2 separate regions of the Homo sapiens genome follow, and region 2 is linked to region 1. The links are chromatin contacts, found by Hi-C in ENCODE. All regions are on one chromosome and are shown on one strand. The core of a region is the stretch at or near the end of the contact, and the rest is flanking DNA. Distances in the headings are between cores, read along the strand shown.

Region 1 (3,221 bases), core at 423-2,922:
CAAACTGTGGCAAAACAACTTGCTTGCTCCAAAATGCACACATTTTTTCCCCCACGTTGTACCGTAATGGTTGCTTTAGAAAACAAACTGAAATCCCTACTGACTGAGTCTCATGTTAGCACTGTTGCTAGAAAAAAAAAAAAACACCCCAGATTTCCACAAGTATTGTAGTTTAAACAATGCAAAGTTATTCTCTTACAGTTCTGTGGGTCTGACATGGTCTCACTGGGCTAAAATCAAGGTGTCAGCAGGGGTATGTGCCTTCTGAAAGCTCTAGGGGAGGATCTCTTTCCTTGCGCATTCAGGTCGCTGGCAAAATTCATTTCCTCTGGTTGTAGGACTGAGATGTTGTTTCCTTGCTGGCTATCACTGAGGGACATTCCCAGCTTCTAGAGGCCACCCGAATTCCTTGACTCACGCCCAATTCTGCCATCTTCAAAGTCAGAAACTCTTCTTTCCTCTCACCTCTCTGACTCATTTTTAAGGAAACTGACCCCGTTTTTAAGGACTCGTGGTTGGATTAGGCTGTCCTGGGTAATGCGGGATAATCTCAGAGTACTTAACCTTAATCTCATTTGCACAGTCCCCTTTGCTATGTCGTAACATATTCAAAGATTCTGGGGATTAGGTCATGGATATATTTGGAGGGGTTATTATTCTACCTATTGCAGCATCCATTATCACTTTAGAATGGAATGGTTTCTCAGAACAGGCAGTTGTCTGTCTCCCAGCAAAGAGCTCCAGAAAACTAGGCCAATGAAAGGGAAATTTGGATGAAGGCAAGAGAGGTGAGGCACTGGCAGTAAATGTGATGGCAGGCCTGCAAGGGATGCTACAGAAAGAGGTTCCTGGTTTCATGGAATCCAGGTTATTAAAAGAAGAAATATTCACAAATGCCAGGAAAGTTAAATTTCATGTCTCTTACAATTTCCCTTCAGATCAGTTCTGCCAAAGATAAAGCGATCTTCACCTCTGTGAAAAACAGTAATTCCTTTCTCCATGATGTTCATGATTTGGTTGATGGGTTATTGGTTCATCGCTGCAATTATAATTGAAGGACATTGTCTTTGCTGGTTTGGTGAAGCTTCCAGATGTTATTAGAAGGGGTGTTCCTTTAAGCTCACCCAGCATTCTCTCACTTATAGCTGGGCATTAGCTATACAAGAGCTATTTGGTCTCTGAGAGCAAAGGTTCAGCCACTAAGGAAGGACCTGGTGTCCAACGTAGGCCTTTAGATTATTTCTGGAGCTTGTCTCCAGGGCCTAAGAGGTGACTCTGGCAGGACACCATCTGTTTCAACCCTATTTTTTTTCTTCTTTCTGCCTCGGCAATCCTCTTTTTTTCTTTTTCTTCCTTTGTCTCTTCTCTCCTTTCTAGTGTTCTGATGTTTTAGGATCAAAATAATGAAAAAGAATAGAAACCATTTCAACTCAGAAAATAATTCAAAGATGGGAAAAAGGTGTGTACCAAATTCATTGCTCTAATCATTTCTGTTCTGATAAAAGGAGTTTACAGCAAAGGAATAACTTTTCTGTGTCTCTGAGGCTTTGGAAAAACAAGGCATCAAGAAGCTTTGGGGTGTGGTGGGTGTGGTGGGGCAGCCTACTGCTTGTTGAGGTAATGCAAACTAAGGAGAAAGAGGTGTTAGCTTCCTCCGAGGCCAGGGCGTTTTAGGCTGCAGGTAAACCATGGATGTGGTTCTACAGATGTTGCCACAACAGGAAGACAAAATCTCACAGCTAACAGAGGTCACAGCTTTTGGAAACAGTGGTTGCGACACAGAGGAAACTCCCCCTCCCAGCCCTACCCCAAGCACATCCTTGCTTCTCTCAGTCACGCCAGTTACACCAACAGGGGCAGCTCTGGGGAGGACATTTGGAAAATAGTCAAGAGAGGGTGAAACCGCTGGCATGATGTCACCAACAAGAGGCTACCCCCTGGGGAAACCTAACAGGAAAAAGGTAGTTGAGCCAGGAAAAGCCACCAGACCCTTTCTCTTGGCTTGAGGCATCATATACATTTGAATAATAATCAAATTAACAATGTAATATGACTGTTTAGCAACAATGATGTGCTAATCATGGTTTTACATGGATTATCTTTAGTCATTAAATTCTCTACATCCTAGAGATGCGGAAATTGAGAATGAGAGAGGTTATGAGAGCTTTGAAAGGCCACAGAGCATGTGTTGTGGCTGAGATTCAAGCCCAGCTTTACTGATTTTAAAGCTTGTCTTCTCTTTCCCTCCCTTGCTTCCTTTTTTTTTTTTTCAATTTTCTTTCTTGCTTCATGTGCTTTTTTTTTAAAGAAATAAAATGTTACCCCCTCATCGATAATCCCTTTGTGTCTCTGCTGTCTGCCCTGTCCCACCCGCCTGCCATCCTTGCCAGCAGCAGCCTCTCAATTGAGGTTAGAGTTTCTCTCCCACCCTTCATTATGCATGTTCATGGCTATAAACAATCAGTATGCATGTTTTAAAAATTTACGTATATGAGAAAGAGCTTAAAGTATTAATTTACGGAGAAAAAAATACAAATGGCTATTAACCATCAGAAAAGATTCATTAAAAAAAGAGTAATAAAAATTCAAACCACATTGAAGCTGGGTGCAGTGGTGCATTCCTGTAGCCCTAGCTACTTAGGAGGCTGAGGTGGGAGGGCGGCTTGAACCCAGGAGTTAGAGGCCAGCCTGGGTAACACAGTGAGACTCCGTCTCTAAAAAAAAAAAAAAAAAAAAAAATTCACTAAAAAAACCCCCTTCACATTGAGATAGCATTTCAAAAATCTGCCAAATCGGTCCATACCCAAGATTTGATAACAGTGTATAGAAGCGGCTGAGGGAAAGACGCACTTAAACTTTGATTGTGGTGAGTAAACTGGTATAATCTCTGTAGAGGGCAATTTGACAACATATAACAAAAATGCAAATGCACAAATCTAGGTGTGGTGGCTCATGCCTATAGTCCTGGTACTTTTGGGAGGCTGAGGTGGGAGGATTGATTGAATCCAGGAGTTTGAGCCTGCAATGACCTATGATTGATCCACTGCACTCCAGCCTCGGCAACAGAGTGAGAAACTGCCTCAAAAAAAAAAAAAAAAAAGCAAATGGCAAATGCACAAAATTATAAAAGAAATCCCATTTCTTATAATTTATCTATAGATAAGTATATGTTTACACATGTTCAAAACTGCATGTGTTCAAGGTTATTCATTGCAGTATTG
Region 2 (3,221 bases), core at 480-2,979, 1.8 Mb before region 1:
AGGCACCCAGGGCTGGCTTCCCAGAAGTACAACCCAGGCAGTTGCACAGGGCATCATTCTCAGGAGAGCCTCACACTTGATTTAATGCTCTGGTATTGCCATTTTGCAATTCTTAATAATTTTTGGAGAAGAGGGTCTCACATTTTCGTTTTGCATTGGGACCCACATATCATGTAACTGTTTTGCAGCCACCTCAAAGTTTGGAATCCACACTTAAAGGTGACCCTCTCATCACCAGATTGCTAAGGAGAGGAGGAGGTAATTCCAGAATCAGAAACCTAGGGGATACTTTAGAAACCATCTTGCCCTGCAGATAGGGTCACCATTTCATTTTATAGCTAGGGCTACTAAGGTCCAGAAAGAGGAAATTGACTTCCTCAAGGTCATGGACAAATCCTGAAAAGGGAACCAGATTAAAAGTCTGAAGTGGTGAGTCTGCAAGGCTGTGAATACTAAGGCTGCCAGCAAGTTTATGTATCTGATATACCCCTGCATACCAATATGAAAATTCCTGTTTTTCACTTAGCTCAGTCAACTTTGGGTTGATCTGGTTGAAGCAGGAGAAGGATGTGGATAAAACGGGAAGAGTGGGGGTGTGATCTTTAAACAGATCAAGAAACTTGTATAAACAGACCCATTTAGAATAAGGATTGTGAAAGGAAAAAATCTTATATATGAACTCCACCCCTATGTTTGTTACAAAGGACAGATCTCCACCTAAACCCCTAAATAAACTGCAGAGGCAAAAGCATTCAGGAAAAACCCAGCAATATACTACCCAATTGAAAATGGCAATCAGCTCAACATCCCTAATCATCAGAGAAATGCAAATCAAAACTACGATGAGATACCACACTCTAGTCAGAATGGCTATTATTAAAAAGTCAGAAAACAACAGATGCTGGCAAGGCTGTGGAGAAAACGGAATGCTTATACATTGCTGGTGGGAATGTAAATTAGCTCAGCCACCGTGGAAAGCAGTTTGGAGATTTCTCAAAGGACTTAAATAGAACTACCATCAACCCAGCAATTCCATTACTGGGTATATATCCAAAAGAAAATAAATCATTCTACCAAAAAGACACATACACTCACATGTTCATTGCGGTGCTATTCACAATAGCAAAGACATGGAATCAACTAACCTAGGTGCCCACCAGTGGTAAATTGGATAAAGATAATGTGGTCCATATACACCATGAAATACTATGCAGCTATAAAAAAGAATGAAATAATGTTCTTTGCAGCAACATGGATGCAGCTGGAGGCCATTATCCTAAGCAAATTAACACAGGAACAGAAAACCAAATACTGCATGTTCTCATAAATAAGTGGGAGCTAAACATTGAGTGCATATGGACATAAATATGGAAACAATAGACAACGGGGACTACTAGAGGGGGAAGCGGTGGGGCAAGGGTTGAAAAAAAAGCTATTGGATACCATGCTTACTACCCGGGTAATGGGATCATTCACATCCCAAACCTCAGCATCATGCAATATACCCATGTAACAAACCTGCACATGTACCCCTGAATCTAAAATGAAAGTTGAAATTATTGTTTAAAATGGCAATCAATAAAGCACTTAATTTCAGCTGGCTCCACTTAGCCAGAGAACAGCTCGAAGACCTGTAGGTCTCGACTGCCTAGTTTTAGGTTAATGGCTGCACACACTCAGAAAGTCGAGTTCCTGCAGCTGGTTGAGTGGTAAGTTGAAGTGAGAATTAGGCAAATAAGTCAGCCCTTGCTCACATCTGCTCTTGTGGTCTGAGTGGGTGGATCTTCCTCTCCTCCCCAACCACTGCTCAGGAATAGTCAAGAACACAACGCCTGGGTGTAGAACTGCATCATTAAACCCACTGTGCTTGGCTCAGTGATGGGTATATGGCCCTAAGCTGGACCAATGGGCATCTTCCCCAAGACTCTTGACAGCTCTATCAAAAATTTGCTTTCTTCTCGTCTGAGATGGTAAGCAATATAAGTTTGGAGCTATGAGTTGTCTTCTTGCTGCCATGTCAGGAAAGAACCTGTCTAAAAAATGAAGTCAAACAGTGGTAAGAGGTATGGAGAAAGAGAGAGACAAGGTCCTAGTATTATTATTTGAACCTGTGGATTTAGCCATGCCTGAAGTCAGCCGCCTCAACTTTTCAACTACATGAGCCAATAATTTTCTTTTTTGCTCAAGCTAGTCTGAGTTAGAGGTCTGTCACTTGTGACTGAAAATATCTCAATCATGCAAAGGCCTCCTCCATTCTAGGCACTGTGCTAGCTGCTGGGATTATAAGAGTGGACAAAGACACATGTCATTCCTATCTTCACGGTACTTAGCATCTAGTGGGAAAGATGACAGTAAGCAAGTGAGCAAATACACATATACATAAAATATAATAATTACACATTGATATTTGTAAACAATTGATGCTAAAAGAGAGAATGAGAAAGGAGGACTACTTTAGACAGCATGGTGGGGTAAGGCTCTCTTGAGTTGTTTTTTGAGCTGAGAGTTTGTGGTTGGTATGAAGAACAGAGGGAAGAAAGTTTCAGGTGGCAGAGACAGCCACCATTCTCAGGCTTGAAAGGCCTCTATTCATTCCAGGACCTGAAAGAAGGCCTTCATTCATTCACCCATTCAACAAACATCTGTTAGACGGTGTCAAGTGCTAAGTACAAGGAGATAAAAGCAGCCCCTGGAGAGTTGATAAGAGACATTGAAAGCTATACAAATGTTTGAACCATGTTATTCAGCAATTCCACTTCTAGAAATTCAGTCAAAAGAAAATAACAGGAATTTCTGCAAAAACATAGCTATCAGGATGTTCATTGAAGCGTTATTTATTTTTTTAACTCTAATTGAAGTGCCACAAACATACTAAAAGAGTGCACATAGACCGGGTACGGTGGCTCACGCCTGTAATCCCAGCATTTTGGGAGGCCGAGGCAGGCGGATCACCTGAGGTCAGGAGTTAGAGACCAGCCTGGCCAACATGCCGAAACCCCATCTGTACTAAAAATACAAAAATTAGCCGGATGTGGTGGTGCATACCTGTAATCCCAGCTACTCAGGAGGCTGAGACAGGAAAATTACTTGAACCCAGGAGGCGGAGGTTGCAGTGAGCCGAGATCGTGTCACTGCCCTCCGGCCTGGGTGACAGAGCAAGACTCCGTCTCAAAAAAAAAAAAAAGGATGTACATATCACAGTAAACAGTTCAACTATTTTC

What was found. A loop is a pair of places that touch in the nucleus more often than their neighbours do. Pooled maps may share reads with other maps.
Region 2: a map with no recorded cell type shows a loop between it and region 1 (8-fold over the local background). The contact joins two enhancer-like sites. A Hi-C loop is called at or near these places in 1 of 168 maps with a recorded cell type or tissue (naive thymus-derived CD4-positive, alpha-beta T cell), 2 of 37 single-sample maps with no recorded cell type and 7 of 50 pooled maps.

The regions. Positions count from the first base shown.
Region 1 is chr5:159,410,724-159,413,944 of GRCh38, forward strand. No RefSeq gene overlaps it. Among named protein-coding and RNA genes, the nearest start is that of LINC01845, 54 kb to the right of the region's middle. Within about 2 kb of position 1,673, at least 2 of the 41 ENCODE cell types and tissues checked have a DNase peak (open chromatin) inside an H3K27ac peak, as active enhancers do.
Region 2 is chr5:157,594,887-157,598,107 of GRCh38, forward strand. No RefSeq gene overlaps it. Among named protein-coding and RNA genes, the nearest start is that of ADAM19, 21 kb to the left of the region's middle. Within about 2 kb of position 1,730, at least 5 of the 41 ENCODE cell types and tissues checked have a DNase peak (open chromatin) inside an H3K27ac peak, as active enhancers do.